2 separate regions of the Mus musculus genome follow, and region 2 is linked to region 1. Evidence: chromatin loops called from intact Hi-C (ENCODE). Cell type or tissue: heart. All regions are shown on one strand. Links, peaks and the distances in the headings refer to the core of each region. The heading gives the core; the rest is flanking DNA.

Region 1 (15,664 bases), core at 4,356-12,355:
ATAAATAAATAAATATTAAAAAGCTATTCCTTGAAGGCAGTAATACCAGTTTTGAAACTATGATTTACAAATGACAACCACATAGCCGCAGTTAGACAGACAGATGATCAAGAAGCACAAATACAAAGCATAGGGTTTAATTCCCAAAGGCAGCAGAGCTGCATCTGATTCTAAGAACTGATGGTTGTATTCACCAAATGCTTTTAGAAGAATTACAAACTTAAGGGTTGGAGATATAGTGCAGGAAGTATATGCTTACATGCATGACATCTAATTTCCAATCCCAGCACATTTCAAAAAAATTTAAAAAGCCAGAAAACCAACAGTGCCTACCACTTCATTCCATACTCAGACTTCTCACATCCTCCTCCAGGGTGTAGCCTGGGAGTGCCCCACACGCCCAGTACTTATATTTCCACAACCCACCAGGTCTAGGCCAGGTCCCAGTCAGTGCCATGGACTAGTTGTTTTGCAGCAACAGACTCTAGGCTACCACAGGGCCCCAAAAATCCTAACTCTAGGCCTAGCCTCACCATCTCCTCCTGAACTGTAACCAACATTTAACTCCCACTTGGACCTACCTTACCTGCATCTACCCACAGGACCATTAGTGCTCATTCCACTACCGACTCCACACCACGCCCTCCTCCAGAGTACAGACTGCTACGTACACAACCTTACATCTATGTCTTCTCTGAAATCTACCAAATTTAGACTGGGTCTACCTAGTCCGGTCTTCACAGCAGAAGCTCTAGGCATGGGCCAGTGTTCCTCCTACCTATCCACCATACTTCATGACTCTACATGTCCACTCAGACCTCCACACTCCCATCTTGGAACAGGAAGCACCCTAGTCCCTTCTGACCACTGCACTATATTCCAACTTCTAACTTCAAGACCCAACCCATCCCCACATTCTCTCTTCTCCCCGAGCCTACTCTATCCATAGCAAACTTAAAAAAAAAAAAAAAAAAAAAAAAACGAACTTAAAGGAAGACCACATGCCCAGATCGCATTAAGACAATACCAACAATATAAAAGACCAAGTCAGTGTCTCCTCTCCAAAGCCTACCAGTCCTAGAGAAATGCCTGCCCATGAGAATTACCTAGATAACACCAGGACACAGAACTTAAAAGAGCAATCATAAACTTCCCCAAAGAACTCAAAGAGTTTAAAGACACAAAAGAAACAGGTCAATGAAATCAAGGAGGAAGTTTAAGGAGAATAAACCCACACACAAGGCTGATGGAAATGACAGAGACAATCCTGTACTTGACAACGGAGGCAAAGATCAATGGAACAGCCAGCAACAAACAGGGGGATGCAGGGGAACCGCGGATGCAGGGGACCCGAGGATGCAGGGGACCCATGGATGCAGGGGACCCGTGGATGCAGGGCACCAGAGGATGCAGGGCACCCGAGGGTGCAGGGGAACTCTTATTCCCTTAGCTGGAATGCAAACTGTTGCACCATTATGAAAATCAGTGTGGAAAATTCTGGAAAAGCTAAATACATAAATCTACCATAGGACCCAGCTAATCCACCCCTTGGTATATGGCCAAAGGACTCAATACCCTACTCCACAGCCATGTCATTACTGTTCCAGTCACAATATGGAAACAACCTAAATGTCCTACAGCTGAAGAATGGATACTGAGAATGTGGTCCATACACATATACATTATGGAATACTATTTAGTGCTCAAGAAAAAAGAAATCATGAATTTTTCAGGTAAACAGAAATAGAAAAGAAGCATACTGAGTGAGGCACCTCAGGCCCAGCAGGACAGACAAACGTCGCATGCTCTGTAATTGGAGGCTCCTAGCTCTAAACCTTCAGATGTGAACACATAGCTCGTAGTAAGTACAGAAACGAGGGACAATGGGACCACTGCTCTAGTAGGTGGTTTGGGGAGCACGAAGAGAGGAACAGCAGCGTACACGTGATCTGATGAGGGGAGGGGGAAGGGTCCAACCCAGAAGCTGGGACTGGAACAGGGGGAGAGCAGAGGACAGGCGATCGGATGGGCAGTGGAAAAGGAAGCTCCGCATCACGGGAAGGGAGGAGGGTGGATACGGAAGAAGGTGCACGGAGCACGGAGACACCAGATCTGTGCGGGAACCTGAGAGGAGAGGTGGGGCTCCTGAGGGAGGGGGGAGGGAGTAAAACAACAACACGGACTCCTGAAAATGGCACAAGGAATTAAATAACTGGAATGCAGGCAATTCAGAGTATAAATATATAGTTTTAATGACTTCCTTTACCTGGGCTGACAACACTCTCTCTAAAAACCAAAGACCACCTGACAAAACCCCATGCCAGACATGAGAAGCCGTCTTTTCAATGGTTGGCCAGGGCTGTCTAAGACTTCTGAAAGGCACAGCAACTTCAGAAACGGCCCAGAGACAGAGCTGACCTGACCTGAATGTCCCCTCCCTGAGGACTGGCTTCCATGGTACCTGAAGGTGCCTTGCTGGCTTCCAAAAGAGACAGAAAACCAACACTCCTATCCACCTTTGACACCATGAACTACATCAACAACCAGCAGGGCAAGCTAACCCCCAGGTGCAGAGGTGGCACATATATCCTGCTAGTAACCAACTGCTCTCTCAGAAGACTTAAGACTTGCTCAACAAAAGAGGTACTAGAAATCTAACTAGCCAGTGCTAGTGAAATCATGGTCACTAGAGGAGAATCTACAACCACTAATTTACTAAACCAGCACAAACCCTAACAAGAATCTATAAACACTTGTCCTTACACCCACAAACGAGGACCCCGCATCAAGAAAACTTCTCTTCCCAGCAGATGGAGAACACTACAGAAAACCACAACCCATCAAAGGGCAGAGTCCTCATGACTCATGACCACCACAAAGCCCTTACCTAAGGCTCAGGGAACACCGAGGAAGAGGGGGCAGAGAGACTCTAAGAGCCAGATGATCTGGGACTTTACTGTGAGGTTGTGTCTCCTAGTAACATCACAAGCCACACCCACCAAGTCTCACCAACATGACTGCCCAGATGTGAGCAGAAGAAAAACACCAATGAACATGGCAAACTGGATGAGGAAAGCCCACAAGGTCTCAGGCCTACACAGAGAACCACAGGCAACCGAGGGAAGGAAGCTGGGAGTGAGAGAGGGGGCCTTCCCTGGGAAGATATGACCAACCAGTCAGCCCTGGAGCATACATAACAAGTAACACTAAATGGACTCAACAGGCTTCATCTGGGGATCTATATGCACATGCAAATACACTATGCATCCAGTAACAACTGATGAAAAAGAAGCATACAATATGAAGGAGAAGGCTGGGGAGGTGGCTCAGCGGTTAAGAGCACTGACTGCTCTTCCAGAGGTCCTGAGTTCAATTCCCAGCAACCACATGGTGGCTCAGAACCATCTGTAATGGGATCTGATGCCCTCTTCTGGTGTGTCTGAAGACAGCTACAGTGTGCTCACATACATAAAATTAAGTAAACATCTAAAAATAAAAAAGAATTTGAAGGAAAGTGAGGAGGGGCATATGGGAGGACTTGATGGGAAGAAAGGAAAGAGAAAAACATTGCAATCAAAATACAATCTCAAAAATAAACAGAAAAAAAAACTAACATCAATGATGCATACTGTTTTTCCCAGATATGCTAAGATACACTTGACAAATTTAAAGTATAATGGGCAGTATATAATGTGATGTTTTGATACATGTATACAATGTGAAATAGCACAATCAAGCTAATGAATATCTCCATTACCTTACACAACTATTCTATGGTAAGAACATTTTAAGCTACTCTATCAGTAATTAGTATCTCCTATACTTGTCAGGCTACATAAAAAGTTCTACTACGTAGTCATCCTGACTGAAACTGGACTCTCTGGTAATTATCTCCCCATTTCCCATTATACCAGCCTGTGGCTACCACCAATCTACCCTGTGCCTGTGCTGCACATAACTGATCTAGCTCACACGATAATTCCCTTTCTCTGCTGGCTTACTTATTTAATGAGCACCAAACACACCATTAGGCAGTGCGCCTCACACGAGTACAGCAAGATGGGATAATAGCTCTGTGCTACATGCTAGCATGCCCAAGGCCTTGAGTTCATTCCCCCTTACCACAAAACAAGAACAAAGCAAACAGACAGATATCTGGCTTCAGTTTTTTAAAAGAGCTAGTCCATTGCACTCTCAATTTAGACCAAAACAAACTGGCGAAATCAACCAAAACATAGGAATTACTAAGTGAGTTCAAGCGCTGTAGGCAGGGACCTGCCACGGGCAGCCCTGAGTTCCCTCACATCAGGCCCGAGGGCAGCACAGTGAATGTGCTGGCACTTACTTCTCTCTGATGCCTCCTCGTAGCTAAGAGAGGAACTGTTCTCTGAGCACCTCAAACATATCAAGTCACTTTGGTTTCTCCATCTCGGACCTCGTCATACCCAACTGAGTCACCAAGTTTTCTCAATTACTTCATCATAATTACATGACAACGGCCACAGATAGAATTGGGAAGGTAGAGAATCTTATTACGGCCTTCCATCCTTATTTTTAATTTTACATAATGAGACTGAAGTCTGGAGGTATTAGGGTTTACTTGACCAAAGCCAGCGATTTAGTAGGGGGCGGAGTCCAACTCCCACAGGCTTTCCCATGAGACTCCTGCTTTCTCAGATGAGACTGCCTCCCACCACACAATGCCATTCTTCTGGCTGCCCAACTTTATAATATATAGCTATTGCCTCTGCCAAACACCATCTATGTGGAGTCACAAAGCTCTTCTTGTTGAAGACACAAATAAGCATTGGGCCCACAGCTAATGTCAAGCTTTTCTTTCTGAACTCCCAACCTTCTACCGAAGTCACTACTTTCCTCCCTGGATGCAATACAGTTGATGCCTTTTCAACAAGCCTGTCTCTATAGTACTTGCTGATCTCTCCCGTTATTAACTCCTTTTGAGTTGCAGCAGAGCCACGCTGAATAAGTAGGCACCCCACGGTTTACGTGTCTGGATGATCCACCAAATGCAATGCTCTTCCTGTTCCAGCTCCAGTTACTTTGCCGTCTGTGCACACTGTCAGATACGGGGGCTGTGCTAACAATTAGAGTGAACAAGACAGCAGGGCAGAGGGCAGGTAGAGCCTGCATTAAGCTACATTCACACTCCTAGACTGTGCATGCTGCCACTGAGCTACATCCACAGCCCTACAAGTCGCTGTGGTCAGTTTTAAAACATTGCTGTGTTCTTCTTAATCGCTGTGTATGGATTATCTAACATATGCTAACATACAGCTTCCTTCTAATTTAAGGTAGCATACCACTATAAGTGTGTTTGTAAATGAAACTTACTTTTGCTTTAAAACAGTTCTCAGAGCATCTTTCTGTCCCATGGTGTACTGAGAAATAAAGATGTCATTTGCTGAAAAATTAAAACACAAAAATATATTTAGATTCTGAAGAACAAAGAGAGCCAAGACTGAGGGCTAGCGATGTAGCTCAGTGGCAGAGCGCCTGCTCAGAATGTATGGGATCCTAGGTTCGATCCCTGATACTTTGTAAACAAAAAAAAAAAAAAATGAACTTTAATTTTCGATCTGCAGCTCATGTCTAGCACTCAGCATACAGAGGCACAAAGTTCCCTGCACCATTGAGGCTAGCCTGGTCTACTCTAGCAAGTTCTAGATCAGCCAGGGCCAACACAATAAAATAAAGAGCCCAAACCAAACCTTTGCAATGAGTTTGTAATAGCAAAATAGGCTTCTCCTGTGTAAATCCTTTTATAGATTTTAGATTCTACTGGTAACCTAATTTGAAAAGAAAACCAAAAATTAAAATAATAGGAGCTCAGGATACAGACAATAGATTTGCCTGGCATGCAGAAGGCCCTGGATTTGATGCCAAGCACAAAATAAATACTACTAAGCTATTGAATGAATAAACCAGTTCTGGACTGGAAAGATGGTTCAGCAGTTAAGAGCACAGCTGCTTTTAAAGAGAACTTGCATTCAATTCCCAGCACCCATATGGTGACTAACAACCCTCTATAACTTCAGTCCCAAGTGATCTGACTGCCTCCTCTGGCCTTTTTGGGCACTGCAAGAGTGCTGTGTATAGACAGACAGGCAGGCAAAACACCTATCCACACAAAATAATAAATTACCCTAAATTTTTAAAAAAGCCAATTCTATCCTTACAAAGAAAATACTGACACATACTACAATGTGGATAAGCTTAAGCACATTATGTAAAGTAAAACAGTCACAAAGGTTAACACTGTATAATGCCACTGACATAGGTACCTGAGCTGGTCAAAGTCACAGGGGCAAGAGTGAGGAGTGAGGGCACAGAGCCCAGTGGGGGGATCTTAACGTCTAGAGGTGAATGATAGTAACCCTGGCTCGATGTCACTGAATGTTATCAAGGTCAATGTCACAGAACTGTGCATTCAAAACTAATGAAATAAAGTATTTTCTGTACATTTTAACTCAGCTTTATCAAGCGGATTATTAAGCGGAGTCAACTGTATTAATTTACCTTTTGGTGCGTTGTTCTCTTCTGTTTTATTCAAAGGTAACTGCCGAACTACAGCATCTTTAGAAAAATCCTTTGGGCATAAAAGAGTAAGATTGAATGAGCTTAAATTAGCACTAGCAGAGTGACATTCATAGCCTTTTGAGCACTGAGACCCGGGAAGGCAGGTCTGCACACTTTACTTACGTCATTCCCAACACTACACCTTCCATAGCTGCTCTGAAGCACACGAGGATTTCTCAGTGAATGAGCAACGTGCAGTCAGAATAGTGAGACGTAACAAAGTGAACACACACACAGAAGTGGAACAAGAAACTGATTCAAATCCACACTTGACCGTCTACACTGCAACCTAAGCACGGCTTTCTTAGTCACTGAGGTCACGCGCTGCCTTACAAGGCTGTGCTGTGTGGGTCACATCTACTGCTCCGGTTTCCGGCTCTCGAGTGTGAGCCTAGAACCCATCTCTGGGGCTCCGCGCTGAGACGGACCCCATGCTGCTCTTCCCCTTCCTTTTTTCCACTAAACATAAAAGGCTGGGGAGACGCTCAGCAGTTACGCTCGCCTCACCAGCACTCGGATCCCCAGAACCAAAGTCAATGCTAGGAGGGTGTGGCAGCCTGCCTGGAACTGCAGCCCTGAGAGGAAGGCTGAGGCAGGAGAGCCCAAGGGCAGGTGGTCAGTTAGACTAAGACACCCTGACTGAATGAAATAAGGTGGAAGGGCAATGGAAGATGCTTCCTGACAGCAAGCTCAAGCCATGACATGTACACATGCCCCTTACCTCTCCATACACAAACATGAACACACATACACATACCGTGTACACAAATGAAAATGGAAAAAAAAAATTTTTTTCTTAATGTTAAGGTGATGATGGGTGTTAATTTACAAACAAAAACAAGATTAACAATTCAACAGATGCTTGTATGTCCCACACTCTTCAAGTCATAATCTATAAAACACTGCTGGAGCTGGTAGGATGGTTCAACAGATGAAGAAACCAGCTGCCAAGCTTGAAGATTCAAACTTGACTGCTGGGACTCACGTAATAGGAGAGAATACATTCTTGAAGGTTGTCTTCTGACCTTCAGATACAAAAATGGCCCCCCATTCTTACTTGTACACAGCAAAGGTTAAAAACGTGATAAAAATGAACAAAGATCAAAACGTTCCCTGTCATACGTGACTTGGAATTCTTTTACTTACACTTTTCTTGGACGCAGGAGGACTTTCTAACAGAGGCTGGTGATACAGTCTTGCAGAAGTTAAATCCAAGGAGCCTAAGAAAGCAAAAGAGTCACTGAGAGTGGGCTGGAGAGATGGCTCAGCAGTTAAGAGCACAGACTGCTGCTCTTCCAGAGGTCCTGAGTTCAATTCCCAGCAACCACATGGTGGCTCACAGCCATCTGTAATGGGATCTGGTGCCCTCTTCTGGTGAGTCTGAAGATAGCAACAGTATACTTATGCATTAAATAAATAAATCTTAAAAAAAAAAAAAAAAAAAAAAAGAGTCCCTGAGAGCTGGGTTGTGATTCTTCCCAGGGACCCAACCAAGGCTCTTTTCACAGTAAGCTCTAGCATTGAGCCACGGGTCCAATCTGAGCAGCTTTTAAATCAAAACCTGACCCTTAGCAACTGTGTAGCCATGATACAAGAACTGAGAATCTCTGTATTAATGTAAAAACCAAATGTGAAGTCACTTTCCTGTAAGAGAAATTAGATATATTTAAATACATTCTAATGAAAGACTTTATAGCTCATTATTTAACAAAATAAGGCTGAGTTAAAACAGGTAAGGTAAGCAGGTGAGATCTAAAATGTTTTAACAGCAGCCATGGTGTGGAAGGTCTTTAACTGGAATGCTTAAAAGCAGAGATAGAGGAAATTCTCTGAGTTTGAGGCTAGCCCAGTCTACAGAGTGAGTTTTAGGCCAAGCAGAGCTTCACAATGTGATCCTCTCTCAGTAAAATAAAATGAGATGTCTTTTTTAAAAAACATTTTCAGGGACTGGAGAGATGGCAGAGCAAGATAAAAGTGCTTGCTGATCTTGCAAAGGACTGGAGATTGGAATCTCCTGTAGACGGCTCCCAATCACCTGTTAAGTCTAGCTCTAGGTAGATTTAGCTACTCTGGCTGCCATGGGCACCTGAACTCGTTTCCAGACACCTACACATAGACACACAATTGAAAGTGGTATTTTTGAAAACCCTAAAAGATATTTTATCCAATGCAGAAAAAAAAAAAAATATGAGACTTACCAGAACAAACCTTGTATATAGCCAGGCATGGTAATGCATGCCTTAATCCCAGAATTCAAGAGGCAGATTTCTGTGAGATCAAGGCCAATCAGGACAAGGGAAAACTTGTCTCAAAACCAAAAAACACTAGATTGATATAAAACTCTGATTTAACAGACAGCCTATGCCTTTAATCCCAGCACTCGGGAGGCAGAGGTGCACAAGAGGAAATAGTCAAGTCTCTCTCATTCTACATGCTGAATCCTATTTCCCCAGGGAACCAAGTTACTTTTCAAACATCTTTACAAACCAGACTTGTATCTTACATTTTTGAATGTAAACACTGACTCCTTTAAATTTGGGGGAATGCACAACTCAAAATAGTGATAAAGACTAATGACTTATAAAAAAAGGAAACTGGCTGGGCAGTGGTGGCGCACGCCTTTAATCCCAGCACTTGGGAGGCAGAGGCAGGTGGATTTCTGAGTTCGAGGACAGCCTAGTCTACAGAGTGAGTTCCAGGACAGCCAGAGCTGCACAGAGAAACCCTGTCTCGGAAGAGAGAGAGAGAGAGAGAGGGAGAGAGAGAGAGAGAGAGAGAGAGAGAGAGAGAGAAAACGTAAACTGGGTGGGAAACTGAAACATTTGGAATCACATACCACATAACGTTCCATTAGAACTAGTCCTCGTTTCAACAGCAAGACGTTTATTTGCAGCCAGGGCTGGAGGAACACGGGGCAGCTCATCTTCCACCACAGCCAATTTATTCCCTTGGTTTGGAGAAACAATCTCTCGCAGTTTCCTCGCTGGCATTTTAAGCCTTTGCCCCCTTTCCAGGCTAAACTCAACGTTTTTCATCTGGTTAGTCACAAATCAAGTCCCGCCGTTCTTAACAGAGGGAATTCTAGCTTCTCAAAACTTAAGGACGCAGTTTCTCCTTGAGTACCAGGAAAAGAAGTAATGGTGGAAGTGAATTTGAAAAACACCTGAGTTCCAAAAATAATTATGAAGCAGTCATTAACTTAGAAAGTCTATAGGCAAAATATCCATAAAGCTGTAAATTTCGATTTTGACATTTAATCCAGGGCTAAATACGACAAAAACAAAAAACAAAACAAAACAAAAAGTCTTGATCCCACTGAGTCTGTTAATGCATCGAAGAAATAAATTTCAAAGGAATTATGCCAAGAGCAAAAGAGAAGCCACGGGAACCGTAATAAAAACGCACTCCTCCAAACCCAGAGCTGCAGCTGAAAACCCCAACAGACGTGGAGGCGGGGTTAGGATTTGTTAAGGAGACCCAGACGAGCAGGCAACGTTAAAATCGTGTTTTTTAAAACACCACCCTCATAAGAGCTTAGTAGATTTCTTTCTACGAGTCAGGACGCAATTTCGGACACCTCAACTTAGTCTTCAGAGTCTCCACAGAGTCCGGCACACACGCCGTCTTGATTTTGATAGAATAACAGCTTCGGTTGTTCGCGGGTCAATACCGTCTTCCCCGAAAACCCGCCCTTGAGCGTCAGCACGCATGCGCGCAAAGATCCAACCCCCCCCCCCCCGACCGGAACGGGAGTGCTCTGGTGCTCTTCCATTCGTGTCCGGGTGGAAACAAACTCCCAACATAAAAGACTGCCAGGAGATGTGACTTTTTTTTTTTAAAGGCAGAATATCGCCTTTATGTTTGGACACAGTACTAAGTATTCCTAGAGGAATGGCGAATTCTCGATTAGCCCATAAACACTTTTGTTTATCAAGGGTTATTTACACTGTAGGAACTGCAGACCGTTAGAAACCTAGTAGGTTAAGCATATTAGGCTTTCTAGAAATTTCGACAGATTCCGTTGCCGTGGAAAAGGAAGTGAAAAGTACAGAGAGCACTGACGAACAGATAATCACAAAAGTTAATTCTTAGATGATTTTTAGAATTTGCTTGGGCACTTGCTTTTCTTCCTACATTTTCCCACGTGGTAACGAATCTGCGTCTAAGGGTCTGAAGCCATGCTTGACATCACTGCCCCCACGTGTTCTCAGCTTTCCGCGGCGCGGCGCTCGCTCTGTACTGACCCTCCGAGCTCACACGCTACCTGCCCCGCAGCTCTTCAGCCCGGTCCCGGTGTCAGAGGCGAGATCCTGTGGCTAAGTATGGTCCCTTTCCTCTGCTTTCATAATCCCGGGTTCGCGGCCAGTGGGGTGACAGCCTTCACTCGGGAAAGGGAGCGGGCAGGTACCCCGGAGGGAGACGCCGCGTGCACGCGGGTCGTGGGGCTGCGCAACCGGCAGCGCGGCGCAGCGGGAGGCCAGCCGTGTCCCGGAGGCCTTGTCACCCCGAGGGTGGGGACCCTAGGCCCCGAGACACCGCCCACCCGGGACTGGATCGCTTGGGGGCACGCTTTGAGATTACAAGGTAGCCAGCCACTCGATGACCTTGAGCTGTCAGACAGGAGCCCCTTTACTGAAAATCTAGACTTCCTCGGCTCTTACCCTGTCTGCACACTATGCCTTATGTCATTAGGTACAAGGGCTCGCACCCTTCCCAGGTCTCATATTGGAGAACGCACTGCTTAGAGCTTTCCCATTACGCCTTGCTAGAAGCTTTTAAAATGTATTTTTTTAAAGTATAATAGATTAATCATTTTTCTACCTATTACATTTTCTCTTGTTGTAGATTTATCTGTTGGTTCATGATTTGTTGTATAAGTGTATTAAAAGACCGAATGGCAATGTCAGAGCTGCAAGAGACCTTAGGGATGAATTAACTTCTGTAATTTCTATATAAAAGTTAGATATGAAAAAAAATGACCTTTCCCCTCTAATTTCAAAACGCTGAGCAACTGCAACAGCAATCAGTAAAGTGACCTGAGTAAATAATTTGTAACGAATGTCAGACCTGGGACTCCACCCCCCAAGTAGCGTGGTTCTCATCTTCCTTGAGGCTAGACTTTGAATCGGGAAACAATAGGAATTCATTTTCAAGTGCTTTTAGCTATGATTAACACTGAGTTAATTAAGAGTTGCCTGTAATGCTGGGTGTAGTGGCAGCCTTTAGGCCTAGCTACAAAGAGCTCCAAGACAGCTGGGGCTACATAGAGAAACCCTGTCGAAAGAGATAGAGAGAGAGAGAAAGAAAGAGAGAAAGACAAAAAAAAAAAAAAAAAAACAACCTTGTCTGTTCATCCCACAACCTAACTAAACCTGCAAATAATCTAAAGGATCATGTGAAAAATAATAAGATAATAAAATAAAAAAATTTCTATTAAGTATTTGAACTCTCAAAATAAACACTGACTTATAGCCTCTGAACAAAAAATAGTTTAGGGGATTATTATTCTTTTTGTCAACATTTTTTTAACTATGTTTCTCCCCCCCACCTCATTTTCACATCAAGTTCCCCTCACCCTTCCCTAAATACATCTGTAGATACACTTTGTTTCACTGAAGCATTTGTAAATAAGTTTCAGACATCATGAGCTTGAGCCCTAATTGTTGCAGCCTGTGCCTCCTAAAGGGCATTACAGTCTGCAAAGATTATCACACTTAGATGACATTTAGATTTTCTTAATTATCTAAAAATTGCCTTTATTGTTACGAGAGTGGCCAGCTGCCTTATGTCATTAAAAGGCCAGGTCCCACAGCTGGAAGTGGTCTGTCTGTCTCTCTTTCCCTCCCTTCCCTCCTCCTCTGCTGAGAGCCTGGAACTCAGAGATCTGAATGCCTCTCCCAGGTGCTGGGATTAAAGGTATGAGCCACCACACGTGCTTGTATGCATGTGTGTATATGTATCATGTGACTGCCTGGTGCTTGACGAGGCCAGAGAGGAGTTGCAGACCCTTGCTTGGAACTGCTCCTGCCAGCTGTGAGCTGTGTATACTGGGAACCTAACTTGCTGCAAGAGCAATGAGTACTCTTTTGTTGTTTTGCTTGTTTGAGGGGTACTTGGTTGGTTTATTTATTGAGGCAGGGATTCTCTGTGCAGTTCTGCCTGTCTTGAGCTAGCTCGGCTGTAGATCAGACTGGCCTCAAACTGAGAGATCTGCCTGCCTCTCCCTCCAGAGTGTTGGGATGAAAGGTGTGCGCTAACTGCCTGGCTACGAGTACTCTTACCACTGAGCATCTCTCTAGCTCCTCATCTTATTTTTGAAAACTAGTCTAGTTTTCTTAGCTATTCTACACTATGGGTTTTCCTAATTATTCCTTCATGACCAGAAAAAGAGCCAATATTTTTAGACCAGAATGCCACTAAAGTAATGGTGTGTGCCCTAGAGCGTCGCAGCGGGGAATTTTTCCTAGTGGTAGCATTGGACCTTGTGTGATGCTAGATTGACCCATTTAATTATGGTGGTAACTGTCTATGTTAACAATGAGAGGAACAGATTCTTCATAAATAACCTAGAGAGGTGCTTGAAGACGGTGGTATCTCTTGTTTCCTAGCATATCCCTATAGTTCTATCCATTGAAAGGCTTTGACAAAACCTCAAGGTTTCGAATCACATTACCAGTTATGCAGGGACTAAGAACAATTGTAGTACCTAACAATATTAGAAGAATCACTTCTTATAAATTGAATTTAAGTCTTACTAGTATTTAGTTTCAGAGTTGGTACAAATAGACGTATTATTTAGAAAGAAACAGATATTAATCCTCTCCCTACCACACCCTTACTAATTACTTTTCTTTTTGTTTGTTTGTTTTCTATGTAGTCCTGTCTGTAGACCAGTCTGGCCTCAAACTCAGAGATATGTCTGTCTCTGCCTCCAGAGTGCTAAAGTCCAGAGTACTTTAGTCCTGAGGACTCAAGGTATGCACCACCATGACTGGTTTGTTAATTACTCTTTGATATTAAATTTCTGGAAATTGTGAGATGATGAAACAAATTTCAGGGTGCTTGGTCACTCTTTTGATCTCCATTTCCTTTCTGAAAAGGGAATTTGTTAGTGGGGGATTTATTTATGGATGTTTATTACAGTTTTTCTTTAACTAGCTCCCAAATAATTGAGACTGAACTGTTAAATTTATTTAACAAACTAAGGGCACAGCAACTGAGAAGTGTTACTTTATTTTAATCCTCTATGCTACTCTGACTACCTCTAGCCAGAAGCCCTGTGATGCTTGCATTTTAATACTGATCTGGCTCGTGGGACAGCAGGTGTATTCTCATGGTGTTGCCTGGACTCTCCCCTTGGCAAATCCTCCCTTTTCTTCGCTCTCTTTCCCTCTTCCCCTGGCTGGGAGGAAATCCAGCCCTCTTCTCTCCCCTGATCAGTCATTTACTGATCAACTTCTGTATTGACTAATCAGGGAATAATTGGAAAGCAATGTTTTACAACCAGATACAGGAACACAGAAATCAGCATTTGAATAATACAAGGATAGTCTTTACACAGTGTACAATAACATGCCTACAAAATTAATTTAGGAAGGAACAAGGTGCATTAGAGAAGAAATTACAACCGGCCATGGTGTTCCATTCCTGTACTCTCAGCACTAGTAAATATCCCAAATTCCAGTCCAGCCTGGGCTACATAGAAAATTCTAGGACACATGAGACCTTATGTCTCAAAACACATAACACAATTTATAGACATACTTAATAAATGTGAAGATACAAATTATCAAAAGAGCTTATAATAGTTTTGTATATTTGGAGAATATTGTTATATAAGTAACATTCAAAATGATAGCTTATTGGTCATATCATACAGTTGTTAAAATGTAATGGGGAAAATCCTGGATTTTAAAGGCTGAATGCCTCCAGTGGTCCTGAGTTCTAGTTAATCTGAAAGTTACCTCATGTAAATTTAATGTTTGAACTGTTCATCTTTCTTAAAGTTATCAGAAGACTCACACAAAAAAACTTTTAAGGTATAGCATGACATCGTTTCTTTTAAAAAATATGCAGGTGACTATAAACTCGAGACTACGTAAACTCCTTTCCTTAGTAACAAGGCAGGGGACCTGCAGGTGGGACTGGTGATGGAGCCTTTGCCTCCCGTGCCCAGTGCTTCGATTTGACTCCTCCGCCCTCAAGGGAAAGCCTGGTGTGTCTGTCATTCAGTTTCAGAGTGATAAAAATGAAGAGCCTTTAAAATGAGTTAGCTGCAGGGTGCGTGGTGTACCCCTCGGTTCCAGCATTCGTACTGGAAGGAGAGAACCGCCTCCCCAGCTGTCCTCCTGCCTGCATGTACACTAAGGTAAATGAAGGCAAACCACAGTATCTCTTAAAGCTTTGCAGTAGCTGAGCAGGTAAAGGTCCTTGCTGCACTCGGGAGGCAGAGGCAAGCAGATCTCTGAGTACAGGACCAGCCTGATCTACATAAAGAGACTGTTTAAAAAAAAACAAAACAAAACCAAGGGCTAGAGAGATGGCTCAGCAGTTAAGAATACTGACTGTTCTTCCAGAGGTCCTGAGTTCAATTCCCAGCAACCACATGGTGACTCACAACCATCTGTAATGGGAATCCGATGCCCTCTTTTGGTGTGTCTGAAGACAGCTACAGTGTACTCATATATAAAATAAATAAATGAAATCTCTTCAAAAAATCATTAACCAAAAGAAATTAGGTTTCATTAAAAAGGGCCTTCAGTAGTCATAGTATGCATTCAATTTTCAGGTAAGAAATCCAGTCTCACTGAAGACAAGCAGAAGGCGGGGCACTTGCTTTTCCAGAGCAGAAAAGAAACTGATGCATCAGAAAAGGTTTGCGCTGATAAAGTCTGCTTCCTCTGAGTGTCTGTGCTTCTCTGAGATGTTGGTAGCCACAAGACTAGCCCTGTTCCGTAGTCGTTCTCAGACCTAAGTGAGTTCTGCCCATTCCTTCCAGATTTCAGAGGATAATCAGAAAGAAACCCTGTTTTAATATTTGTCTTTTCAATAACAAGCCATTTGATGT
Region 2 (15,664 bases), core at 2,793-10,792, 690 kb after region 1:
GTTCCAAACAGATTTTAAAAACTGGTTGAGTGCATATTACTTTTAGCTTCACAAGATATCATGTATATTTAGGAGGCATTTAAGATTATAAATTATTTTGATGACTTAAAAAATGTCAATTCTAAGTTGTATATTTTAAAATAAATTCTATTAGTTTAATTTTAAAAAAAAGAGAAGAAGAAGTACTTACAAGTCCCAGCAGCAGTCCTGAGAGTACTGTGGCAAAAGCAAAAACCAAGTATGAACCCCACGCTGGTATTCCAAGGTCATGAACAAAATAGCTGTGGCTAGTCTGCAATAGAGATAAACAAAGTAAGACCATGCTCTTTAATTAAAAACAAGTGTTAGAAATGGTTAAGATGGAAAAAGCTGGTCCATACCCTGATGTACACAGAGAGTTGAAAAAGTGCTGACATCATAGTCATCCTAAAAAACAGAGGAATGAAAAACTGAACAAAGACATACAGCTTTGCCTATGTCTACACACTGCACTTTCCACTCTTAGGTTCTCCAACATGACAAGACTTTCTTGTTCAGATTAATCAATTGAGAGCCTTTAATGAGATGTAAATAACATACAGGAAATAAACACTAAGCCAATACATAAATAAAAATAACTACTTTCACATTGTTAAATGCAAGTGGTTTGGATGTTTTGTTTGTTTGTTTGTTTTAAAGTTAAATAATAAAAAGTATTTGTTGGGTTTACAATGAGTTTCCTATAGCAAGTACAACTGGAGCTGCCTAAGGCTTCTTCATACAAAAGCCCACAGTAGCTCCTTCCAACCCAACTACCAAACTGCTTAGATAAGTAGAGTAGCCTTGCTCAACTTGGAGCAGCCCCCCTCTTCAGTCTACTAATAAAATAGGACAAGCTGCTGCACTGGATTCAAGAGACACTAAAGCAGGCACAGCCCTCTACTAGAGTACAACAACTCACTGAAAAGCAAAATCACATTGCTTGTGCTGTTTAAAGGTCAAGTAGGTGTGGTAGTTCCCAAATGTGATCCTAGCACCTGGAGGCCAGGGCAAAGAATCAAAGCTGCAGGTCAATCTGGGTTATCCAGGGAAGCCGTGCCAAAACCAAAAGTGGAACTGGAAGGTACAACCTCACTGTTCTGACAGCTGAGGATAATTACAAGTTTTGCATCCAGAGACAGAAGGGGAAGGATGAACTACTTCCAAATACAACAAGGGCTGACTTCTTTCCCCATTCCCAGAATCCACAGCAGCTCTGTGTTCTTACAGTTGGTATCCCAACTCTCCATCTTCTGATGGCAAGGATGGGGAAGGTCAGGAGTAATTTAGTCCCACCAAAATGGGACCATGATAGTCTTAGCACAGTCTACCTGCCAGGTTTCTCAGATGGAGCACTGGGTTCATGGAAACACACTTGCCATTCACAAGCCTAACTGCTATGGCAAATATGTCTACCTTCTAGCTATAAGCTCATATCATTATTCACTGTCAGACATACTATTCATACAAGGTATCAGGTGTAGCCACCCAAACACAGTTACTTCACATTAACAATAAAAGTACATGACCAAATACTCTTACTCCATTACAATTAGGATCAAGCAATGGCCTTCCTTACCGATGATGCTGCTCAGTTTCTAAAGGATCAAGTTCTCAAGTCCATTTAGCCAAATCAAAGCTAAAATAGTCTGAGAAGCACATTCAATGTGGTCCCACAAATGCCTACTCCTGCCTCACACGAATGAAAGTATCTTTTACTGGTCACAGTAAACATATATCTGAATATACATAGCATAAAAATCCAAGAAACAGCATGCCTGCTTCATTTACAAGAAACGTAATTATCTGTAGTTAATTTTGAAGGAAGATAGTCCTCATACTTACAGAACAGAACTTGGACCAAACCATGATGATATAGGTTCAATATTCTTCCATTCTTTATCACTTACGAAGTTTATGAAGTCCTTCTTAGTCCTTGGGCCCACATAGCGCCTAAATTCACCATCTTTACAACTAAAGATCAGAACTAAATATTAACTGGCAGCAAGAAATAATTGTGTTCAACCATTTCTTCAGTTTACAGTCAATTCTAATCTTCAAAGAAACCTAGCAAAGCACCAGAACACACTGCTATGTACTGAGGCGTCAGAGCCCCAAACATAGAACACCACAGGCTTTAAGACTTTATTCTTTCAAATAATAAACTCACGAAGCATCTCAGTCACAGCCTTGCTGTGGGTAAAGGACTCTTACCCTGATGTGAGGAGGGCACTGCGCACACTCTGGGGGCTGAGAATTCACGTCTAGTACAGAATGCCCTCTGTTGAGAGTGTGAGGGTTGGTGGAGCAAAGGCTGCAGACTTGTCCTCGTTTTTATTGTATAAGACACTTATCCCAAGAGGCTACTGTGAAAGACTTTCCCTGACTTTCTCAGTCTGCCATTTGTTAACAGGAAGGCTACTAATTTTTGTGTGTTAATGTTGTATTTTGCTTACTTTGCTAAAATAATCATCAGCTATCGATGTTTTCTGGTAGAATTTCTGGAGTCTTTTCTGTATAAGTCATATCAGCTCCAAGTTGACCTCTTCCTTTCCTGTAGATAGCCCCTTGATCTCCTTCAGTTGTCTTACTCCTCTTGCTAAGACTCCTCTAAGCATATTGGACAGGTATGGGGAGAGTGAGCACCTTTGCTTGTTCCTAATTATTTTAGAGGAAATGCTTGAGGTTCTTTCTGTTCAGGTTGATGCTGGCAGTGGGCTTGCTATAATTTGCAGTCACCATGCTGAGGTCTGTCCCTTGCATCCCTAGTTTCTCCAGAGCTTCTATTATGAAGGGGCTTAGGATTTTGTTAAAGACCTTTTTTTTCATCTAATGAAATGATGTGATGCTTGGTGTTTTGTTTTGTTTATATAACAGATTATATTCCCTGATTTACAATGTTGAACCATTCCTGGATCCCTGGGAAGAAGTAACTTAATCATGATGTATAATCTTTTTGATATGTTCTTGAATTCAGTTTGCAAGTATTTTACTGATAATTTTTGCATCTTACCCATAAAGGACACTATTGGTCTATACTTTTCTCTCTTTCCTGGGTTGTGTGGTTTTGGTATTAGGGTAATGTAGCTTTGTAAAAAGAACTGGGACACATCCCTTTACTCTCAATATTGTGAAATGATTTAAGAAGTATTGGTGTTAATTCTTTTTTAGGTTAGGTAGAATTCTGCACTGAATCTATCTGGCCCTGAACTTTTGTTCATTGGGAGATTTAATTTCTACACTGGACATATCAAGAAATTCATCTCCTTCTTTTACAGTCTGATGGAGTACAGATGTGTAAGTATGTCCCTATAGTCTCTGAACTTCTTTGGTGTCTGTTGTACTCTCTTTTCACCTCTAGTTTTACTTGGCTAAGAGTTTGTCAATCTTGTTGATTCTCATATACAATGCAGAAATAAGGTTTAATGTTTAAAAAAAAAATAAAAAAGACAAAAAAAGGGGAAGATTTAAATTCCTGCTGTAACTTTAAATGAGGAAATAAGTCCTTCCTGGTATTTAGTCACCAGCTAATTACACTGATGTCCAGGTCAAGTACAGAGATTGTCTCCCTCTGGGTTAGTGTAGTTTGGGAAACAGTCAAAGAGGCAGAGCCAAGACGTGTTCACTTGAACTCACGGTCACTCAGTGTCCTGCATAACCCATACTTTCTCAGACCGTGTTCCTCCTGCTTAAGATTACTCAGAAAAGAATGTTTGTTTACCTTGCATTCGTGAGAATTCTATCTAGTCCCAGGGTTTCGTTTAAAACTCATGTTCTCCAGGAACTGCTCTGACCAACTGTGGCTTCTCCCATCGCCCGGCTTCCTACAGGACTCGTTAGGACTCTGAGCTAATAGTTACTGATGATATTTTAGAGAACCATACCAATTCTGAGGACCGTCTACAGACACTACAAATCTCCAAAACAAGGAGTGTTTTATGTATCATTCATCGACTATTATTTCTATGACTTAATGTGCCACTAACTAAAATCAAATAAAGCTCTCAAGTCCTTGCTAAATATGAGATTACCTAAGCTCTTCAAATATAATGCGAGTCAGAGGCCTACTGCTCTCATTACACTGTGATCTAATCCTCTCCCCAACCAAGAACCTCCAAATACTTACTGATAAATAGAAGGAAGAGCAGTTATGATAAACCGTCCACTTAGTCCTACAAATGACAAGGAATAAACAACAATTAGGGACAATTGCTTACTTAAAAGTTAACTTTAAATTACTTAAATGCTAATAAGAACAAGAAAACACCTAAACATAGTCAACAATGAAAACATGAATTAGTTGTTAAAGAACTTTAAAGACACATTAATGTACATAAATGAGCTAAAGCTTATGAAGCCTAAATGCTGACATTATCTGTGAATAATTAAGTACCTGCAGAATTAGTACTACCACAGTAATTGACTAGTGGTGATTAGACAAGTAAAAACAAATCTGAAGGACATCTCAAATCACAGTGCATTTGCCATTCAAGAACCTAGGTAGTCTTATTGTTGCTCAAAATTGGAAAATGTTATCAAACTATGAGCCTTGACACATCATTAACAAATGTCAAAATATGATAAACAGCATTAGCAAGGAAACAGAACCAGCCAGCCTGTAATACCTGTCTGCTCTGTGACATCCACTTTTGCAACTTTCACCTCAAGATCTTCTCCCCACTCGGCAAAACTTTCCCATTCTGGCTGAAGATTCTGACAAGCAGGACACCAGGGAGCATAACTACAAAAGACGGTTACAGTTTTAAAAGTTAAGTACTTCAGTGACCTAACCGTGAAGAACAGTTGAGGCATAAGTTTTGAAGAATGTTTATAACACAGAAAATGACCCATTTGGGTGCCTCACACCTGGAATCCCAATTTAGGGAGCTGAGGCAGGATTACTGAGTGCATGCCCAGCATGGGTTACAGAGTGTGATCTTGGGTTGAACAAGGAAACAAACTGGGTAATTTTACGCAGATGAAAAAAATTGAAAGCATGAGCCTGGCAATGTGGACGTGAAGAAATGCTCAACAGAACCACATTTAAAAAAAAAAAAAAAAAAAAAAAAAAAAAAAGCAGGCCTGAGAATACATTCTTAAATACACGTGAACTTTCTAAGATGTCAAACAGCTCTTCCAAAACCTTTAGATTTTCCAATTAAAACATGGCAACCAGAAAGTTTTGTTTGTTTAAGCTCACCATGTTAAGTAATTTTACAAGCAGGGTCATGAGCAAAGTATTGGAAAAACAGGGAGTACCTGGGCTCTACATGCTGCAACCGGTATACAATCACTGCTGGGAAGAATCGCTCGCCATCAGGGATTGCCTCAGCAAGGCAGGTTCTTCACAGTAACCGAAGCTGGAGGCCTACATTCTTATGTATAAATATTACTCTAAACCTAACCCTCACACAGATACCGAGCAGAGGAGACGCAACTCTATTGGCTAGCACCATGATACCAACAGCCAAGGGCGCCAGTACTCGAAACACATCTCTGAAACTCACTATCTTTGCAGGTCCAAGTTTTTCCTTAGAATTTTGTTTTCCATTTCATTGCCCGTTGTAATTTGCAACCGGGAAGAATGAAGCCTACGCATATTCAAACACTTCTGAACTGTTTTAGAAAAATTAAGCTTCTAAAGCAGGCATGTAGAGAAAGCAAAACCAGTGTTCCATACCAAAGCCAAACTCTTTAACAGTAAAACTACAGAAGCAGCTCTATAACAAAGCTCATCAGAAGTGAATCTGCAGAGAACTCATTTGTAGCTAAGGAATATTATGACTATCAAGTGTATTGTTTCCTAATGCTTTTTAAGAGCTTCCTCCCCTTATTTATTTATTTATTTACTTTACATCCTGATAGATGACCCCTTCCAGCACCACCCCTCCATGCCCTTAAGAGCTTCTTTAAACTCCCAAATTTTAGCCAAAGATAAAGGGAAGCATGGGACCCTGTCATTTCAGATGGATGTTTTTATCTCAGCATTATGCTACTGTAGGTCCCCTTTATACCCTTTGTGGATATTTACAGTGTGACAAAAGAAAGCTTATAGGTATCTTTCTGTAATATTTGACTATATTTTACATATCATGTCACTCCTGCCTATTCATGACAGTGACTGAAAACTAACAGCACTGGTTAGCGTTCCTCTCCTGAAAACTGACTTCAGTGAACGGCCAACTGTCAGTACACTAAACGTCTTCCCTACTGCAATCTCCTTTTTCTTGTTTCACAACTCAGGTATCATGGACCTCACCCAGGTTCTCTCTTGAGGATGTTCACTTCCACCTCTTCCTTAGTGTACAGCCCTAAACACAATCACAACATAGGCAAACACCAGAATCTTGCTTAAGGGTTGCTAACAACGCTTGCATATATTTACTCTTGAAGCCCAACAAAGCTACTATGACAGCATCTGAACAGGCCAATCGGTAAAGCAGGGGATGGGAGTGGTTATCTACTATAAGGAATTATGTAGAATAATTACCCACCCCAAAACATATGTAAAGATACTGGGTAGTGTCAGTAAACAATGACCATTCAATGGTGGTGCTTTCGCCACATCAATAATGCCGTATCAGGAACACTGTCAATTAACCATTCCACTAATTTATCATCTAAGACAAAGGCCAAAGGTAGTTTATTTCCTACAGCAGCAGGACGGCGGACACTGTTGAAGTAGAATTATCACACAAGATAAGTGATTTTGTTTGAATAGTAAATGATGAACTGGAGTATTTAAAGGGCCTATCAATAATCATACTAATGCATGTGCAATACCATTCGCAGGCCTGTAAATCACAATTCAAGCCATTCTCTAAATTGCAAACGCACCGGTCAAGGAAAAATGAGGTTCATATCAAAAGAAATGAATGTAGGCAAGAAGAAAAAAAAAGAAAATAAAGATTTTAATATATTCCCATTTATTTGGCATTTACAATTTAAAAAAACTAACTCACAAAATAAAAATAAATAAAGAGCTCAAAATTCAGGCATTACAAATACCAATTTCCGAATAAACATAGCAATTTCCGAATGACAGGTTAAAAGCAAGATTTTGTTCAATATCAACTTTTGTAAAAATTTGGAGACTTAAAGTCTGGATGTCTACAAAAGATCACTAAAAGTCTATAGAAACAGCCAAGACCTCCATCGCAACCCAATCCCACCCTCAAATCCGCTAGTCTGTTCCAGAGAATTCGATGTAGCTCGTAATCCTTTAATCGCACCACAGTGCTTAGCAACGACGAGGCTCAGTGCACGCTTAGATAGAAAAGTAATATTCCCGGTTAGGAAATGACCCTGGAGCTGGGGGCGGCAAAGGCTGGGACCTCAAGACCTGGCCGAGGAAGATGGGCTGGTCAGGTGTCCAGCTTGAGGGACGGGGCGGCGGAGGCCACCGCCACCCAGACAAGCGCCCCGCACTCACAATTCTATCATCCACTCTCCTTCCAGCAACGACGTCCAGTTCTCATCGGTGAGGACGCGCACGTTATTCCGCCGTCCGTGGGCCCCAGGGACCGCCCAGAGCAGCAGGACCAGAGCTGCCAGGGGAACCATAAGACGCCCCAAGTGCGCCATGTCAGCCGCTCACCCAGCCTCAGCGCGTTCCCGCTCCACCTCCCCGCCGCAGCTCCACTTCCGCTCTGGCGGCCGCTCCGCTCATGCGCACAAGGAGCCAGCCAGGCGCGCGAGCCCCACCCACTCCCCGCCAGCAACTCAGTGCGCATGTCCGGGCCCTGTTCCTCCTGCGGGAGATGGAGAGGGAAAGCGGGAAATGCGTCTATCTCGGAGCTCACGACTGAAGAGGCGCTTGCCGGCTGTGGTCCCTCGAAAAGCCCTAGAAGGGGCGGTAGGCGGAGGGATCAGGGTGATGCTCTAGAGATGAGTGACCCTGTCGTGCCCACCAGTGCCTAGTAAGGTCACTATGACAGTTTTCTCAGGAACTTTCCCCTTTCAAAATATCACCAGTTAGACGAATGTAGGAGGAGGTCACCAGCCCCTTTACCCTGGCCCTAGGCAAACAGGCATCTACTTTTTGTCCTGGCTACTTTACTAATTGAATCTTGTGTTGTCCCTGTTGACTGACTTATTTTAACTCTTTAAGCATGAGTCCCCGAATTTCCTCTAACACATTCGTAATGAGGCTTTGTCACCCCCTGGCTCTCCGAGGTAGTTTTTATTGCCTGTTCTTTGCTTTCCTGTATATGGGTTATATTTTCCTGTCTTTGCACAACTCAAAAATCTCTTCTTGGAAACTAGGGTTTTAGGGTCTGTAATTCTAGATGTTGATTCCCCTTGTGGCTCTCCATCTTCTGTTCCTCTTGTTGTTTGATTGTTTAGTGAGTTGGCAAGGCAATTCTAGTGAAGTCTGTTTCTCAGAGATTACAGCCCTGGGTGGGTCATCTGGGCGATAGTGGTTTTAGCAGGGCTCATTCCATATCACTTTTTGGGATGTGTTTGCCTCACTTATTTCCAGCTGTAATATTACATGAAGTGCTCACCGATAACTTGTTTTTGTTTTGTTTTAATTCTCAGAGCATACATTGTTCCACAGCCTAATACATTTTGGCAGATGGTTTTGAGGTCAGTGGTTGAAATTTATTTTAAGCCCAGGATGATTCTTCACTGTCTCTTTTCTTAGGTCTCTCTGGTGAACTAAGTGGCTTATGCACTGGCATCTTGTTCTTACTTAAGGAAAACTTTTTTTATTTTTTTGGAGTGACTTTAGGCCTGACCGTTTCTCCATACTCTTATTTAATAAAGTCATTTCTTTGGGGAGAGTTCAGAACTGACTCTCCTGGGCACAAGCAGCCTCAGTCATTATTCTAGGTGCAGTGTAGACCAGCAGGATCTACTTTTCTGGACTTCTAGTGGTGTATAGTCTTTATCACTTGAACAAAAAGGTTGAGGGGGTGTCTGGAGATTTCTCAGTCTGCTGTACCCAGCGCTTTCACTGTGCATGTCATGTCCTTGTGACCTGCACTTGGAAGGGATTAAGATGCCAGTGACCTTCCCTTCCTGATGAGATGCTCTGTCTCTAGGTTGGGAACGGAGAGGAGATGGAGCCCCGTGTTCATGGTCACACCCATCTACAGTAGAGTTGTCACCAGAATGGCCTGGGCTAAGAAAATGATTAGAGAAATAGGAGTTTGAGATGGATCAGATGCCAGAGAGTCACTGCTCCTACTGAATGTTAGTAGATTTTCTTGAAGGAACAACAATAACAACAACAAAAGCATCATTTATTGTTTGCAATTTCCAGAAACTTTTAGTGAGTTTTTGGTTGTGTAGTCTTCAGCAATATTATCAAGATGAGTTGTGTCCCTGGGAATTCATGAGCTGAAGTCCTGATGCTCAGTAATTCAGAATGAGAGTGCATTTAAAGATAGAGGGTTTTTTTGGTTGGTTGGTTGGTTGGGTTTTTTTTTGGGGGGGGGGGTTCGAGACAGGATTTCTCTGTATAGCCCTGGCTGTCCTGGAACTCACTCTGTAGACCAGGCTGGCCTCGAACTCAGAAATCCACCTGCCTCTGCCTCCCGAGTGCTGAGGTTAAAGGCGTGCACCATCACGCCTGGCTAGGGTTTTTTGTTTTTTTTAAGATTTATTTATTTATTTATTTATTTGTTTTTATGTATATGAGTACACTGTAGCTGTACAGATAGTTTTGAGCTTTCATGTGGTTGTTAGTAATTGTATTTAGGACCTCTGCTCGCTCAGGTCAATCCCGCTCACTCAGTTCCTGCTGGCTCTGGCCCAAAGATTTATTTATTATTATACATAAGTACATTGTAGCTATCTTCAGAGGAACTAGAAGAGGGTGCCAGATCTCATTACAGGTGGTTGTGAGCTACCATGTTGTTGCTGGGATTTGAACTCAGGATCTTTGCAAGAGTAGTTAGTGCTCTTACCCGCTGAGCCATCTCACCAGCCCAAGATAGGATTTTTTTTTTAATTCCAGTAACTTATATTCATTTTATTTTATTTAAAATATTGCATAGCAGAAAGTACCTCAGTCAAATGAATTGTCCCTTGTTTCTTCCTCATTTGGAACCCTACAAAGCTCAGTGACATCTTTTTGTTTTGTTTTGTTTTGTTTAATTTTTCTTTGGTTATTTTATTTATTTACATTTCAAATGTTATCCTCCCCTTCCTGGTTTCCCCTCCACAAACTCTCTATCCCCTCCCCCTCCCCCTTGTTTCTATAGGGGTGCTCCCTCGCCCACCCAGCTACTCCTGCCTCACCACCCTAGCATTCCCCTATGCTGGGGCAGCAAACTAAAGATGGGGTTTTTAAAGAGGTAGTTTAAATGAGGTCATCCAGGGGCCTCAGTTTTCTAACAACAACAAAAAAAAACAAAAGGTATGCTGGATAGTTATGTCAACTTGACACAAGCTGAAGTCACCTGAGAAAAAGTTAAGAAAATTAAGTTAAGAAAGTTAAGCCTTAATTAAGAAAATGCCTATGAACAATCAGACTGTAGGCATTTTTGTAATGATTGATTGATCAGGAGAGGGCCCAGTTCTTTGTGGGTGGTGCCATCTCTGGCCTGGTTGTCCTGGTATCTAAAAGAAAGCAGACTAAGCAAGCCAGGAGGCACACTCCTCCATGGCCTCTGCATCAGCTCATGCCTCCAGGTCCCTGCCATGTTTGAGTTCCTGCCCTGTCTTCTTTCAGTGATGGACTACAATGTGGAAGTGTGAGCCAAATAAATGCTTTTCTCCCCAGCATGCTTTTTGGTCACAGAGTTTCACCTTTAGCACCAATAGAAGTGCTAAGACAAAGGGAATCCTTAGGAGAGAAGGAGGTGAGAACACAGGTATGTTATAAAAGTTCTGGAGATTTTAGGAATAGATGGAACAAGCCTCAAAATAATAAATGCTTCACACAACAAACCTATAGCCAACATTATAACAAATGGAGACAAATTGAGAGCATTTTCTCTAAAACTAGGAACAGGACAAGGATGTTCACACTCTCTTCTCTTCTCTACAAGTGCTTGAAGCCTTAGTTATAGCAATTAGACAAGAGAAAGGCATAAAAGGGATAAAAAATAGGAAAGGAAGAAGATAAACCATCTCTATTTACAGATAACACAATTCTTTGTTTAAAAGACCCTATTGAGTCTGCTAGAAAACTTTTGAACCCAATAAATACAGTAGAGTTGCCATATATAAAATCTGTGTTTTAAAAAAAAAAAAGCCTTCATTGTACTCCCAGAAAAAGAAATTAGGGGCAATATTCCATTTAAAATAATCAACCCTCCAATTAAGTATTTAGGAATATATCTAACCAAAGAAATAAAGGATCTCTACAAAAATATCTTCAAGATATTTACAAATGAAATTACAGAAGATACTAGATTATGAAAAGACATCTCATACTCCTGGATTGACAGTTAATTTTGTGAGAATGGCTATACTACCAATATCAATTTACAGATTTAATGCAATACATTTCAAATGCCATTTTGATACCATATTTCACAGGTTTAGGGGAAAAAATATAAGAATTTCCACACAAGCTCAAGCGCGCGCGCGCACACACACACACACACACACACACACACACACACACATACACGGAGACAATGAGGGAAATCCAAAACAGCCAAAGCAACCCAGGTGATACTGGCCTAAGATCAGACAGGTAGACCAATGGGGTAGAACAGAGGTCCTGGAACTCAAACAACAAAGCTGTGCTCACTTAATTATGTGCAAGGAATCAAAAACGTGCACTAGATATGAATAAAGAGCTTATTCAACAGATGGTTCTGTCAAAATTTGATATCTACCCGCAGAAGAATTAAACTAGAATCATACTTTTTACCTTATATAAAAATCAATTTAAAAATGGATCAAATACCTTAATTTAAAGACTGAAACACTGAAACTTCTAGAAGAAAGCACAGAGCATACCCTTCAAGATACCGGGGAATAGAGAACCTTTTAAATGGAGGACCAACCGCACAGGAACTAGCCCCAAGCATCAGCACATGGTCTACAGGAAAGTCAAGTTTCTGCTCAGCAAAGGAAACGGTCAGCAGAGCACAGGCGGCCCACGGCCCGGGACATCATCTGTACCAGCTACACCTCAGACAAAGGGCTGAGTTGGCATCCAGAATTTACCAAGAACTGCAGAAATTAAATATCAAGGAAATAAAATTGCCAATCAATAAAAAGGCAAGTGAATTGAATAAACAACTTAAAAAAAACCATACAAATTGCCAGTACATTTTTTTTTGTCTGTTTGTTTAAATGTTCTATATTTCTAGCCATCAGGGAAATACAAACTAAAACTACTTTGAGATACCACACCACCCCAGTCAGAATGGCATGCATCAATAAACCTGATAACAAATATTGGAGAAGTGTGCAGTGAGTGGAACCCTTATTCACACTGATGATGGTGCAAATTAATACAGCTATTGTGAAATAGAGTTTGGAGATTTCTCAAAAAAATTAAAATAAATAAAAAGAACTACTATGCTGGCTATCTTTATAGTTATCTGAGAGAAGGGAGCCTCAATTGAGGAAATGCCTCCTGAAGATCAGGCTGTAGAGAAGCCCAGATGGAATTTCCTTAGTGATTGATGTGGGAGGGCCCAGCCCACAGTGTGTGGTACCAACCCCTGGGCTAGTGGTTCTGGATTCTAAAAGAAAGCAGGCTGAGCAAGCAAGCGATATGAAGCAAGCCAGTAAGCAGCACTCCTCCATGGCTTCTGCATCAGCTCCTGACTCCAGGTTCCTTTCCTGTTGAGTTCCTGTCCTGACTTCCTTACCCGATAAGCACTGAAATCAACACCTGAGCCAAATAAAACCCTCCCCGCCCTGAGTTGCTTTGGTCGTGGTGTTTGATCAGAGCAATGAGAACCCTAACCAGACCTTAGACTTCCAGCCTTTAGGACTAGGAGAAAATTGTGTTTTGTTTGGAAAGCACTTGGGCAGTGTTGGAACTTTGTTAGGGCATGCTCAGAACTAACCAGTTACACTTGGTTTGCTGAGGAGTGGGGCTGCAGAGCCACCTGCAGTGCTGTCTAGAGCTATGTTATTACAACATGGGAAACCTTTTAGCTAGCCCCAGTGCCTTCATGCTTGTACAGAATCCACCCCAAGCCTTCTGCTCCCAAATCTACTTTCATTCTCCAACTAAAGCCAAAATAGTCTTCCTAGAACTCAAGGCTGTGTTTAGTTACAAAAAATTATTTAATGAATGAGTAGTATGCTATCCATTAATCTCCACATAAAGTTCAAGAATATTTTCTTAAGGTTTCTTTTTATTATCATGTATATGTGTGTGCATGTGTGTGCTCATAGAGGCCTGCAGAGGGGTTGCATCCCCTGGAGCTGACTTCCCAGGTGCTTGCAAATCTCTCCATTACATTCTGGGATTTGAGCTAGGTCCTGTGCAAAAACAACAAGTGCTCTTAATCTACCCAACTGTCACTCTAGCCCCAAGTTCAAATATTTTAATACAGTTTCTAATGTCCTGGCTGGCTGGCATTTAATTCACCCGGGCAAACAGATAACTATATGAAGACAGAGGAAACTGAGAGAATGGCTAACTATTCCACCTTTAGGGTTTACCTTTGTATTTTATTTTTGAGTTTTGAGGGTTAGGCATATTCTAGGTACAGCCACACTTAACACTGGACCTTTAACTTCACCTTTATCATAGCATCTTATATTTGCCTGCACAATGGTGTCTCCTTCACATGGTACCTCCTGATTGAGCTGTGTCTGTCATGTTCATTAGTGTATCTTTGATAGCTATGGGTCACTGGTGTTACCAGATTCTATAGGTCAATTAAACCTTTACCCGGAACAGTTAGTAGTATCGAGCGTTTTAAAAGCACAGAAATTGGGACTGGAAAGATGATTCGGTGGTTAAGAACGCTTGCTGCCCTTGCAGACAACTGGAGTTTGGTTCCCAGCTCACACGTTGGGCACAGTCTCCTGTGACTTCAACTCAAGGGGAGCCGAGGCCCTCTTCTGACCTCTGTGGGCACCTGCACACACATGACACTCATTCACACAAGCATACACTCATCCCCATGAATTAAAATAAAAGTAAATATTAAAAATAAGAACAAATTACAGAAGTGTTATGTGTTTAACTCTACAGACAGATGTGTTTGTCTTGTATATATACCCACACCTACATGTATATGTGAATACACATATCCAGTCAACATGACAGGATATTTGTATATATAATAAATATAAAATATAAATCTATGAATTGATTTATCTTACAAGTTTTTTAAATTAAAATAGTTATCCATTTGGTATATGGAGGAATTGATCCTGACTCTAATAAATAGCACAAACCTTGGATGGTCAAGCTCCTGGTATGAAATGGCATTTTATATGAATGTGCTTTATGTCCATCCTCATAGATATTTAAGTTACCTTCCAGTTACTTATAATCTGACACAGTGTAAAAGTATGTAAATAGTTGATGAACTGTGTGGTATAAAAAATAATGATAAAAATCTTTTCCTGTTCAATTCAGATGTATTTTTGTTTGAATATCATGTATGTGTGTGTGTGTTATATGTACATGTTCACGTGTGTGTACATCTATGTGTACAGTTGTGCATATACACAGGTGTGTGTGTGGAGGTCATAGGTCCAGGTCTTCTTCTTTCTCTCCATCTTTTCTCTCTTTGAGTCTGTGTATCTCCCTAAAACTGGAGCTCACTGATGGAGCTAGACTGGAGGGCCAGCAGGCTTCCCATCTCTGCCACATCAGCTCTACTACGATTACACAAGCACACACTGCATCCAACATTTAAATGGATACGAGGGATCTGAACTTGGATCCTCATGCTTGCTCAGCAAGCACCTTATCCGCTGAGTCACCCCAGGCCTTGCTTGGATATTTTTTTTATCTATTGTTTTAATTTACAGAATTGGAACCTGTGGACTCAGAGGATCCGACACTAAAGTGATCAGGTGTGACAGGCAGCCTAATGAATCTGAGTAACATGTTTGGAAGACTTAGTTTACTTGTATAGTTAGAATAAGAATCAGAACTTTGTCAGTGCACTCTAGGACATAACTCTAGGTCTTTTTTCTTCTTTTTTTTCATAAGAAATGGACCAAAAGATGTGGGCTTTCCCCATCATGTATACAAAATGGCCTTTTTGCTATGTGTTTACAGTTGCAGATAAATTATGGCATGCTTTGTCCTTACGGGCAGAGTGGCAAAGTGCCTCATCTTTATAATCCAAGGGGAAACCGGAAACAGAGCTCAGCTGGAAAAGCCCTGGCCTTATGTCACCATGACAGGATGCAGCTACTCAGCCGTCTCACAGGTCTTTAAGCCAAGACTGAGAAGATGGAGTGCATATCCTCCTCTCCCGCTGAGATGTGGGGGAAGGCACACGCCAGGGTCCTTCTACATTTATGAGATTGGCTTTCACACTTAACTTGTGAAAAGCTTATTAAATATTTTATAGTGTTCTCACTCATGCATAAAATAGAAACCTAGTGATCTTCCTAGAGGAAAAACTTGAAGGCTCAGAAATTTTTTTTTCATGTGAATCCACAATTTAGAGTTCGTAACTAAAGAGTTGGTCATACAATAGTTCATTAATTGCTGCAGTACTCAAGGCAGGTTGAAGAAGATTTGTAGCTC

What was found. Peaks named below come from ENCODE experiments on the same cell type or tissue, not always from the same donor. Only the 100,000 strongest peaks of a DNase experiment are listed, where the experiment ranks them.
Region 2: a loop joins it to region 1, with 3 times the contacts of the local background. A loop is called at or near these places in 2 of 42 quality-filtered maps.

Annotation. Positions count from the first base shown.
Region 1 is chr12:71,131,808-71,147,471 of GRCm38, reverse strand. It overlaps Timm9 (translocase of inner mitochondrial membrane 9), which reads left to right and starts at 10,797. Exons shown (of 5, transcript NM_001286203.2): 1 at 10,797-10,917; 2 at 15,386-15,471. It overlaps 2700049A03Rik (RIKEN cDNA 2700049A03 gene), which reads right to left and starts at 10,624. Exons shown (of 30, transcript NM_001163378.1): 1 at 9,434-10,624; 2 at 7,744-7,817; 3 at 6,538-6,607; 4 at 5,353-5,422. The coding sequence starts at 9,632. In heart, for the core only: CTCF peaks have their summits at 6,108 and 7,960 (motif pointing left); DNase peaks (open chromatin) are centred at 10,291 and 10,891; H3K4me3 peaks cover 3,371 bases; H3K27ac peaks cover 2,565 bases.
Region 2 is chr12:70,445,107-70,460,770 of GRCm38, reverse strand. Tmx1 (thioredoxin-related transmembrane protein 1) reads right to left here and starts at 7,617. Exons shown (of 8, transcript NM_028339.1): 1 at 7,451-7,617; 2 at 4,644-4,759; 3 at 4,145-4,190; 4 at 1,864-1,992; 5 at 381-426; 6 at 191-292. The coding sequence starts at 7,602. In heart, for the core only: no CTCF peak of the experiment used is centred there; a DNase peak (open chromatin) is centred at 7,690; H3K4me3 peaks cover 2,724 bases; H3K27ac peaks cover 1,913 bases.